3 separate regions of the Homo sapiens genome follow, and regions 2 and 3 are each linked to region 1. Evidence: chromatin contacts called from ENCODE Hi-C or POLR2A ChIA-PET data. All regions are on one chromosome and are shown on one strand. Each heading gives the region's core, a stretch centred on a gene start or an enhancer-like site at or near the end of the contact. The rest is flanking DNA. Distances are from core to core; before and after follow the strand shown.

Region 1 (3,521 bases), core at 633-3,132:
TGCATGAGATACAACGTCAGAATGCCAATCCACCTGGCAAAAAAAAAAAAGGGAAGGGTCAGAAATGAAATCCAAGGAGCTGCTGTGTAGAACATGATACAAAGAAATAAAAGGGGACAGGGCGCGGTGGCTCACACCTGTAATCACAGCACTTTGGGAGGGTGAGGTGGGCGGATCACAAGGTCAGGAGATCGAGACCATCCTGATCAACATGGTGAAACCCTGTCTCTACGAAAAATACAAAAAAAAAAAAAAAAATAGCTGGGCGTAGTGGTGCGCACCTGTAGTCCCAGCTACTCGAGAGGCTGAGACAGGAGAATTGCTTGAACCTGGGACGTGGAGGTGGCAGTGAGCCGAGATCGTGTCACTGCACTCCAGCCTGGGCAACGATATGAGACTCCGTCTCAAAAAAAAAAAAAAAAAAAAAAAAAAAAAAAAAGAAATAAAAGGAGTTAATATTTTCCAAAACAAGGCAAGGTTCACTTTGGAATATAATTTTCTTTTTGTAGAGACAGGGTCTTGCTATGTTGCCCAGACTGGTCTTGAACTCCTGGCTTCAAGTGATCTTCCTGCCTTGGCCTCCCAAAGTGCTGGGATTACAGGCATGAATCACTGCACCTGGCCTGGAATATAATTGCCAACAATAAAAGATCTAGGCCCGGCACGGCGGCTCACGTCTGTAATCCTAGCACTTTGGGAGGCCAAGGCAGGAGGATCACTTGAGCACAAGAGTTGGACACTAGCCTGGGCAACACGGTGAGACTCCATCTCTACAAAAAATAGAAAAAGTTAGCTGGGCGTGGTGGCACGAGTCTGTGGTCCCAGCTACTTGGAAGAGTGAAGTGGGAAGATCGCTTGAGCCCAGGAGGTTGAGGCTGCAGTGAGTGGTGATCGCACCACTGCACTCCCGCCTGGGTAGCAGAGTGAGACCCTGTCTCAAAAAAATAAAAAGAAAAGGGGTCTCACTATGTTGCCCAGGTTGGTCTCAAACTCCTGCCCTCAAGCAATCCTCCCGTCTCAGCCTCTCAATGTGCTGAGATAACAGGCGTGAGCCATGGCGCCCAGCCAAGAATCTACTTTTGCATAACAATGATTCATTCCCTGCACAGATCCTCTGGGAACAGACTTCAGGTACCAATGCCACTTCCCACTGATTCCACACTTTGAAAGACAACAGCGTTGTATGTTGAGCCTGTCTGCTTCTCACGAAATGCAGCCACAACCGGCTCGGTATTTTTTCCTATCCTTCGTGTTGCAGATTCAAGTGCCCCGTACAAAGGGAAGGAAGGGCACAAGTGGCTGCTCCCGCCTCAAGAAAGGAGAACTCGAGGCCAAGGCTTTTGCCGGCGGTAACACCCTCGTGGCACCCCAGGGCCAGGTCTCGGCGCTGCACACAAAGGGGTGCTCGCGTCCTGCTGCGCGGACTTCGAAACCCCCTGTTTGTCCCCCGGGGTCAGCCCACACACTCTGGGGGCTTCGGTTTGTCATCCGTCAAATGGACACAGCACCACTGCCCACCTCTTCGGGCAGTGGTGAGAACTCGATAAGAGGATGCGTGGCCAGCGCTGGGACCGCGACAGTGCTTGGGAAGCCACTTCTGTCACCGTCTCAAGGGACAGCTCGCCCCCCGCTCCCTCTCCGGTGGGCTCCACCGCCCCCGTAGCCGCCGTCCTTACCACAGCACTCGCACGACCAGCTCGAAGAACCCTGGGAAGACCAAGTCGTCGCTGGCGATGGCCCAGCGCCGGCCGAAGAGTACCATCCCCGGCATGGCGAAGGTCCCGTAGCTCGCACTCAGGAGAGACCCCGCGCGCCGTTCACCGAGAACAAACCAGCACCCTCCGGACGCCGCCACCAAATTATCGGCGCTCAAGCGCAAACGCAGCGAGGGCGGGGACCTGCGCATGCTCACGCTGAGGCCGAGATCGGCGCAAGCGCACTGAGCCCTACACCGCCTCTTCCGCCGGAGCTGTCTGCGCCTGCGCAGAAACGCTGATCCGGAAGGCGCTGGCTGAGTCGATTGCAGGTCTGCCGGTCGGTGAAATCCGTTCTGGTATTTTCTTTTTCTTTTTCGTGAAGAGTGCAGTGATATCCGTTCTGGTGATATTTCCTTTTCCTTTTTTTTTTTTTTTTTTTTTTTTTTTTTTTTTTTTTTTTGGTGACGGAGTCTCGCTCTGTTCCCAGGCTGGAGTGCAGTGGGTGTGATCTCGGCTCACTGCATCCTCCGCCTCCCGGGCTCAAGCGATTCACCTGTCTCAGGCTCCGGTGTAGCTGTGATTACAGGAGCGCGCCACCACGGCTAATTTTTGTATTTTTAGTAGAGACGAAGTTTCACCATGTTGGCCAGGCTGGTCTCGAACCCCTGACCTCAAGTGATCCGCCCGCCTGGGCCTCTCAAAGTGCTAGGATTACAGGCGTGAACCACTGCGCCCGGCCCTGTTTGTCTGTTTGTTTAAGGCAGCGTATGGCTCTGTCGTTCAGGGTGGAGTGCAGTGGCGCAATCATGACTCACTGCAGCCTTGAACTCCTGAATGCCGCCTTGAATTCCTGGATTCCAGCGACTCTCCCACCTCAACCTCCTGAGTAGCTGAGACCAAAGGCACGTGCCACACTCCCGGCTAATTTATTTTTATTTATTTATTTATTTATTTATTTATTTATTTAGAGACATAGTTTTGCTCTTGTTGCCCCAGGCTGGAGTGCAATGGCGCGATCTTGGTTCACCACAACCTCCATCTCCTGGGTTCAAGCGATTCTCCTGCCTCAGCCTCCTGAGTAGCTGGGATTACAGGCATGTGTCACCATGCCCAGCTAATTTTGTATTTTTAGTAGAGATGGGGTTTCTCCATAAATTTTCCTATTTTTTGTAGAGACCGGAGTCTCACTCTGTTGCCCAGGCCGGTCTTGAACTCCTGGCCTCAAACCATCCTCCCGCCGCAGCCTCCCAAAGTGCTGGTATTACAGGCGTGAGCCACTACACCTGACCGAAATTTTCATTTTATAAGGAGGGACGCTTCAGGCCTGGAGGAATTAGCTAGCCTAGAGACCCAGGCTGTCAATGGCAGGTGTGGGACTCATATCCCGTTCTGTGAGACTTGCAAGCATGGGACAACATTGCTTCCATCTGTGCCCCTTGCTGTAAGGAGCCCGTGTTAGGAACCCCTCGAGTTCAGGGTCTGAAACCACCCTGCAGCTGGCGGGGTGGAGTCTGAGCGCTTTTCAGTACCCCCACTGCCCCACCCTGGTCTGAGCCACCTTCATCTCCTGCCTGGGCTCATCACCCCACTGTGCTTTCTCATTCTGCTGTGCCCTCTTCAGCAGCCAGGGTGACTTTGTGAACCTTCAGATAAAGCCTGCACCCTGCCTGGGACTTTGCAAGGCTGCACTTTGTGCATAAAATTACATTGCAGGCCAGGCGCGGTGCCTCACGCCTGTAATCCCAACACTTTGGGAGGCTAAGGTGGGCGAATCACGAGGTCAGGAGGAGATCGAGACCATCTTAGCCAACATGGTGAAACCTC
Region 2 (3,521 bases), core at 668-3,167, 1.5 Mb after region 1:
GGCCTTTTGGGCTCAGGTGATCCTCCCACCTCAGCCTCCCTAACCGCGTCCAGCTAGTATTTTTACATTTTTAGTAGAGATGGGGTTTTGCCATGTTGCCCAGACTGGTTTCAAAATCCTGAGCTCAAGTGATCCGTCTGCCTTGGCCTCCCAAGGAGCTGGGATTACAGGCGTGAGCCACCGCACCTAGCCAGCTTTACATATTTTTAATCTGTCAGATTTTTTGTTCTTGCTATTCTGAGAAAAGTCACTGAAAAGAAATCATTTATCATTCTTTTTACACACAAAATAATGCAGTTTTTAAATTAATGAGATAGGCCATTTATATAAAATTTGAAAGAGTAAAGTTTTTATTCATAATTAAAATATATGTTATTCTGGAAAACAAAAAAAAAGTAGTGGTCTGTCTTCATTTGTAAAATTTCCTTTGAACTGATGGGAACTTATCTCACAGATGAGATTTGTGGGCCATTGTGAATACTCTACAGATTATGTACCCCACAGCTTTGAGCTGCCAGGTACTATAGCAGAGTGCTTCCTCAGACTCTTGAGCCAGTCTGTCTGGGTGAAATTTTTAGCTCCCCATATACTAACTATGTGATCTCAGGCAAGACAGCTTATTTATGCCACAACTGAGACCACAGTAAGGATAATAATAGTATCTACCTTGTGGATTATATGAGGACTGAATGAATTAACACACATAATGTTCTTAGAATAGCGGCTGGCACATGGTGAATAAATGTTAGCTCTTATTATAATATGTGGTAAACTGAGGAACTATCACTAGTTTTACTTGGATGAAGTACTGCATGAAATTTTTGTATTTTTATTGAGTTTCATCAATTTTTTTACTGAACCTAGTATGCTTTCTCGTCTGAACACACAAGGAAGAAAAGAAGGATGGCTCCTGTACGTGAAAGTGACCCCTGCATATAGTGCCTGAAATCAGAGGAAGCTTGTCAGTGTGGGCAGACACCACGAGCAGACCAATTTGACATTGTGCTTCTCTTTTAACCTCTTGAAAATTAATGAAAGTTATCTGATGAAGATCCTTACATTAATTGCTCCCGATTAAGGTTTAAAACCTTGGTTTACTGTGGGGTAAATTTATGTTTTTGATAGTCATCCAAAATCTTTGTACGCTTTCAGTTTCATTACAGAATAAAAAACAAATTTACCACAATGGATTATTACATTACATCTGGTATTTATTCCTCCCAAGAAGCTATCTGCTTCGGAAAAGCCAGGGGCGCCCTTCATTAATATATCTAACTGATGGTGTAATGACATAAAATTCCTTGTTGACCCCTGCTATTCAGTGTTATTGTCTTGGAACATAGAACTTGATAATCTCTTTTCACTGCATAACTACAAATGTTAGGCTGTAAGAGTATTTTACTTTGTTCAGTGCAGGTTCCAGACATTTCTCCTGATCACCAGAAGTTCTTTTGATTAATAAGGCTACTGGTCACGAAAACTCAGCTTACTAAAAGAGATCCAGTCTTCTGGTTCTAACTAAAACATCCCACCGGATGCAGGTGTACTTGCAAATTAAAGTTTGCCTCATGTGTCCTGTGTCTCAAGTCATACAGACGGCCCAGGAGGGTGGAGCCCCTGCAACCTGCCTAGCGGGGCGTTTGCGTGTCTGGGGGTGTCGGGACACGCGCAGGACACACACAGTCCCACTTTCCTAGTCTCGCACTTACCTCAAGGCTGTCAACTTTTACGCTCCTCCCTGCGCGCACAGCCCCCACCTCACGCTGCCACCCCTCACGCCCCGCCTTCAAAGTAGGAGGCACCATTGTCATTGGACACTGCTTCTCTCACTCCTATTCCAGAACCAATCACTCGAGTTCTAGTGGGGAGCGCCTAAGCCAATGGAAATGCTCGCTGCGGCAGCTGCCGGGTCCTGGGCGCTGGGAGGCGGTGCCGGGGGCGGGGTGCGGCTGGGGCGAATTAGTTGCCATTCGGAGTGAGGAGTGGGTAGAAGCGGCGGCGGCGGCGGCGGCGTTTGCGGTGGCGCGGACTCCGAGGAGCGCCAGCACCTCGAGGCCCTTTCTCTCTACCCTGGTCCCCAGAAGCAGGGGTCCCGGCCCTCCTTGCAGCTGCCGGGTTCTCCCGTGCGTGCAGCCCTGCGAGGGCTGAGGAGAAGGCTGCGAGCGGCCCTCGGGGCTGCGTGATCCGGGCCGTTGCCCTGTCAGCACGATGCCTGGAGCGGTGGCGGCGGCGGCTCCGGGCTCCTTGCGGCCCCGGCCGTGACCGCCACACCGAGCCCAGCCGGGCGGTTGCGGCCGTTGGACGTTTGTTTTCGCAGCCTTCCCCTCCCCCCTCGCCGAGGCGGCGGGGGTGTGCGTTGGGGAGGGGGAGCCCCGAGACTCCTCCCCCACAGCGATACCCCCGCCCCTCCCCCTTACACACTCGCACGCACTATCGCGCCGGCTCCCACACGCTCGCGCGCCTCCCGCCCCGCGCCTCCGTGTCGGCCGGCGGCGTCCAGGGCCCGCAGAGCCACCATGTCCACTGCCTCCTCCTCCTCCTCCTCCAGTTCCTCTCAGACCCCTCATCCCCCGTCGCAGAGGATGAGGCGCAGCGCCGCGGGGTCCCCGCCCGCCGTCGCCGCCGCCGGGAGCGGGAACGGTGCGGGCGGCGGCGGCGGCGTGGGCTGCGCCCCGGCTGCGGGAGCCGGCCGGCTGCTGCAGCCCATCCGCGCCACGGTGCCCTACCAGCTCTTGCGGGGCAGCCAGCACAGTCCCACGCGTCCGCCCGTCGCCGCTGCCGCCGCCTCGCTGGGCAGCCTCCCGGGGCCCGGCGCGGCCCGCGGCCCCAGCCCGTCCAGCCCGACGCCGCCGGCGGCCGCAGCCCCGGCCGAGCAGGCGCCGCGGGCCAAGGGCCGCCCGAGACGGTCCCCAGAGAGCCACCGGAGGAGCAGCTCACCTGAGAGACGGAGCCCCGGCTCGCCCGTGTGCAGAGGTAGCGAGCCCAACCCTCCCGTCCTCCCGGGCTGCGTCTCCCCGACGGTGCCCTCCGTGGAAACTTCAGCCTCTTCGGGCTTCTCTTTGCTAGTGCATTATCGAAGGTGTGAAAGTGGCTTTGGGAATCTCACCCCCCTGCGGTCGCTGTGGGGCTTGGAGGAGCGAACTGAAAAGCGACTTTTATTTGACCCTCATGCCGCCCCTCAGAGTCTCTCTTCCATCACTCGCCTGCTTCGAGAGGTTTTTCAGTTTAAGAGCTGGCTAGCTCATTCGTGTGTTTGCCGTTTGTAGCCGGGGAAGGAGAAGCTGGGCGAAACACTTAACACGCACACAAACTCTTCAGCAGCGGATAAGGTGGCGGTTGTAATCTCTACCGTCTCTTTGTGCTTTTCTGCAAAGTTCCTAACGTGCCTGTAACTACCGGGATAGTATTTTATTTTTTAGAGGGTTGGTGGCATTAGTTTCGATGTAAGGATATCGGCTGGATGTAATGATATCTGCTAGAGGGGACAGTTTTGAATGTACAATTGAAGTGTATACGGTTTT
Region 3 (3,521 bases), core at 691-3,190, 1.1 Mb after region 1:
TGAAGTAATTGATGGTGCAAGGTCCCAGAAGAGGAGATATACATGGGGTTCCTCCTCTTACTCTTTGTCACCTAAAAGAAGGTAAGAATGGTAGTGAATCAAGATGTTGGAGGAGGGAAGGAGGAAGCAGTGGGAGGTTGTGCAAATTCTAGCTAATAGTTTTAATTTTCTTTTCTGAAGTAGGAGGCAGTGTCATCTCCTGAGTGCAAGCAGAAAAGTTGTCCTCAACTATGTATAGTAGGAGTGGATAAGGAAGAGATTTGTATTGATCTGAGGTTTTGTGTGGGGGTTTGAGGCCAGGGTCAAAACCACTGAGAAGATTGGCAAGATAGTGTTTGAAGTGATGAATACTGTCATGTCTCCTCTCAGTAATACAGCACTTTCTTCAGCCTACATTCTTCTAATGGCAGGATTGGAAAGGCAATACTTTCCCCAAACTCATCATCTTATCAAAACCATCTGCCACCAAGATCATCAGGACTAAGCTCATTATGCTGTTTACAGCCATCACCACCACAAGCCCAAGACCACCCACTTTTAATCATGAACAGACAAGCAAAGACTGTCAGACATCTGAAGACTGCCTCGAGGTCAGACTCGTGACACCTGAGGCAGCACCATTCACTCAGTTTTGGGAACAAAAAACTTGGAATCCTCTTTCACCGTCATTCACTTGGTCAGTCACCAAGCTCTGTTCATCCCGCCTTCTAAGTATTCCCCAGGGCCCCCACTTCTCTCCATGCCCACTCTCCGTGCCACTGGTAACCTGCGTTTCTATCATCCCTCATTCTGATACTCTATCCCTCCAGCTCTCTGCGCAAAAACTGATCATACTGGCCGGGCACAGTGGCTCATGCCTGTAATCCCAGCACTTTGGGAGACCGAGGTGGGCGCATCACGAGGTCAAGAAATGAGACCACCCTCGCCAACATGGTGAAACCCCATCTCTCCTAAAAATACAAAAAATTACCTGGGCGTGGTGGCGCGCGCCTGTAGTCCCAGCTACTCGAGGTGCTGAGGCAGGAGAATCGCTTGAACCCGGGAGGCGGAGGTTGCAGTGAGGAGAGATCGCGCCATTGCATTCCAGCCTGGCGATATAGCCAGACTCCGTCTCAAAAAAAACAAAACAAAACAAAAAACTGATCATACCACTTGCCTGATTAAAAACTTTCGATGACTCTAACATTGCCTTTAGGTAAATGCCATCCAAACTCACTAAACTGGTTTCCAACCCGTTTCTGAAAGCACCTTAATCTCTCCCCACTTCCTCTGCTCATTCATCCATACCTACTGCCTCCTCACTGCTATGTCCTCTCTCCTGACCCGGCACTTGCTCTTTCCCAGTCCTAGAAGGCTCTTCTCTTCCAGTTCCCACTGCCCTTTTCCCTTTCCTGGCTAATCCCATACTCATCCTTCTTGTCTCAACCTAGTGGTCCTTAAGGAAGCTTTGCTGACCCCCGACACCGAGCGGGCGTCCCTCCTGTGTAGCACTGTGTTAGCCCTACCAAGTCAAGGCTCTCCTTGCCTGTTTCCTGCCGGAACCATGTCTTTTTACTTCACTCCTGTCTCCTCAGCATTCCAGCACAGTGCTGGGTACATAACAGGTGCTCAAGACAAGTTTGTGGAATGACTAATGAGTGAATAAATCATTAACCAAACACCTTGGATCTCCTACTACATCATTTGCAAAAAAAAAAAAATGTTTAATAGAAATTAAAATGGACCCAGTGAGCTAGAGTGTGTGACCCTGCTTAAAAACGACAGAGTGGTTCTGAGAAGCAGTCCCAGCCTAGGAACCCGGGGATCCGGCCTGTGGACCCACGGGCAGGGCCTGCGGGGTGCACCGGCGCTTTCGGGCGGAAGGCGGGGCCTCCCGGCCAGTGACCCCGCCCCGAGGCGCCTCCCGGGCGGGGAAGGGCGGGGCTCGCGCTGGGAAACTCCCCTTCCAAGGCCGAGGCGCCGCTGCGCGTCCTCCAGGCGTGGTGGTGGGGTCGTGGGTCCCAGCCCAGTGGTCCAGGTCACGGGCCGCACGGCCGCGGCCGCCATCTTGCCCGCGTCCGGGCTCCTGCGGCGGGCGGGGCGGTGTCCCGGCCGGAAGCGGCTGTGCGGCGGCCGCGCTGCCACCTCAGGTCAGTGAGCGCGACCCGGTTCGCGTCTCGACTCTCGGGAGCGCCGCGGCCGCAGCGAGGGGCCGGAGATAGCCTAGTTGAAAGGCCCGGGCGTCTCGGCGGGGAGCGCGTTCCGCGCTGTAGGGTAATCGCGCCGGGCGGCCGGCCGCCTGGCCGGGCCTCAGCGGGAGCCACCGGGGGCTGCGGGCGGCCGTGGGACCTGCGGAGACCTCCTCGGGGCGCAGGGAACACGCTACAGCCTTCGCCGCGGCGGGCTTGTGGGGAGCGGCGTCCCAGCCTTTCCCGGGAGGCTCAGCCAGGTGCCTGGAGCGGGAGAGTCGGACTCAGATTCCTGCTTTACCTAGAATAGCAACGTGCCCTGTTCCCGTTGTACCCTCTTAAATACTATACTTCTTAAACGGCCTGTCTCCCGGTGAGCTCTGTTCTCTTCTCATATGAGTAATGAAAATTAAGAGGATGAATGAAACCTCACACATGTTGTGGACTTTGCTGAATAGGTTAGCAAATGACTGCAGGCCTTTTGTATATTTTAAGGGAAATTTGGATATGTGCAGTGCATCTCCTCGAAGATGCTGATGGTGGAAATTTCTTGAAACCGCTCTCGTAATTTGCCACGGTAAGAAAAGTAAAAGACAACATCAAAAAGCATGTGGTTGGATCCTTTGTACACTGAGTAGTATTTTAATGTGTTGGACTTCACTGTCCAGTAGCCACATGGGATTGAGATGTGCTATAAGTGTAAAATACACATCGGATTTCCCAGAGTTGGTGCCAAAAAAACGTAAAAATCCTCAATAATTTTTGCATTGATTACATATTGAAAGGATAATGCTGTTGATATGTTGGCTAAATAAAATGTGTTTTTAAATTTCATTCCACCTAATTTTACTTTTTAAATGTGGCTACTAGAAATTTTTAAATCATATGGCTCACACTGTATTTCTTTTGGACAGTGCTGTTGCAAATATTCTGGTGAATGAACACAGAATCAGCATGGCTTTCCTTTGCTGAGAAATCACTGATGGGAAGTGAGACTTGTTAAACTTGAAAGGTGAGGATATAAATACAAGCTGTAATTATTGCAGACCGCACCCCTTCTACACCTAATTTTTTAATGTCTCCAAAATTTGGAAAAAACATTAACTTTCAGGGCTGATTAAGGGAATGGTAGTAATACTAACATCTGTGTGATGTGAAGAGCTCATTTCAGTTGATTGTCACAGCTTTGTGAGATGGAAATGGGATAGATTTTATCTCGGTTTTATGGTTTTGGAGTATTACAAGATTTGTTAGGATCTGAGCTGGGGAGTGGCTGTAGGATTTCTGACTCTAGATTGTTTTCTTTACACCAGATTCTTGGTGATGTATGTTCATGAGCAAGGAACTGTTTAT

Evidence for each region. A loop is a pair of places that touch in the nucleus more often than their neighbours do. ChIA-PET counts read pairs that join two places held with the same protein, here RNA polymerase II (POLR2A). Pooled maps may share reads with other maps.
Region 2: a loop to region 1 is called in a pooled map, with 4 times the contacts of the local background. The contact joins the promoter of GLCCI1-DT here to the promoter of DAGLB in region 1. A Hi-C loop is called at or near these places in 5 of 50 pooled maps. POLR2A ChIA-PET finds 5 or more read pairs at or near these places in 3 of 52 experiments (B cell, T-cell and activated B cell).
Region 3: a map of gastrocnemius medialis shows a loop between it and region 1 (5-fold over the local background). The contact joins the promoter of MIOS here to the promoter of DAGLB in region 1. A Hi-C loop is called at or near these places in 1 of 168 maps with a recorded cell type or tissue (gastrocnemius medialis) and 8 of 50 pooled maps. POLR2A ChIA-PET finds 5 or more read pairs at or near these places in 1 of 52 experiments (activated B cell).

What each region holds. Positions count from the first base shown.
Region 1 is chr7:6,446,072-6,449,592 of GRCh38, forward strand. DAGLB (diacylglycerol lipase beta) reads right to left here and starts at 1,883. Exons shown (of 15, transcript NM_139179.4): 1 at 1,677-1,883; 2 at 1-33. The coding sequence starts at 1,771. RefSeq lists an enhancer at 2,091-2,140.
Region 2 is chr7:7,966,835-7,970,355 of GRCh38, forward strand. GLCCI1-DT (GLCCI1 divergent transcript) reads right to left here and starts at 1,918. Exons shown (of 5, transcript NR_110018.1): 1 at 1,710-1,918. GLCCI1 (glucocorticoid induced 1) reads left to right here and starts at 1,962. Exons shown (of 8, transcript NM_138426.4): 1 at 1,962-2,973. The coding sequence starts at 2,517. RefSeq lists silencers at 1,785-1,934, 2,145-2,544, 2,625-2,684, 2,775-2,854 and an enhancer at 3,335-3,424.
Region 3 is chr7:7,564,944-7,568,464 of GRCh38, forward strand. It overlaps MIOS (meiosis regulator for oocyte development), which reads left to right and starts at 1,941. Exons shown (of 13, transcript NM_019005.4): 1 at 1,941-2,129; 2 at 2,664-2,745; 3 at 3,083-3,180. MIOS-DT (MIOS divergent transcript) reads right to left here and starts at 1,122. Exons shown (of 5, transcript NR_110084.1): 1 at 971-1,122. RefSeq lists a silencer at 1,762-2,411 and an enhancer at 2,662-2,731.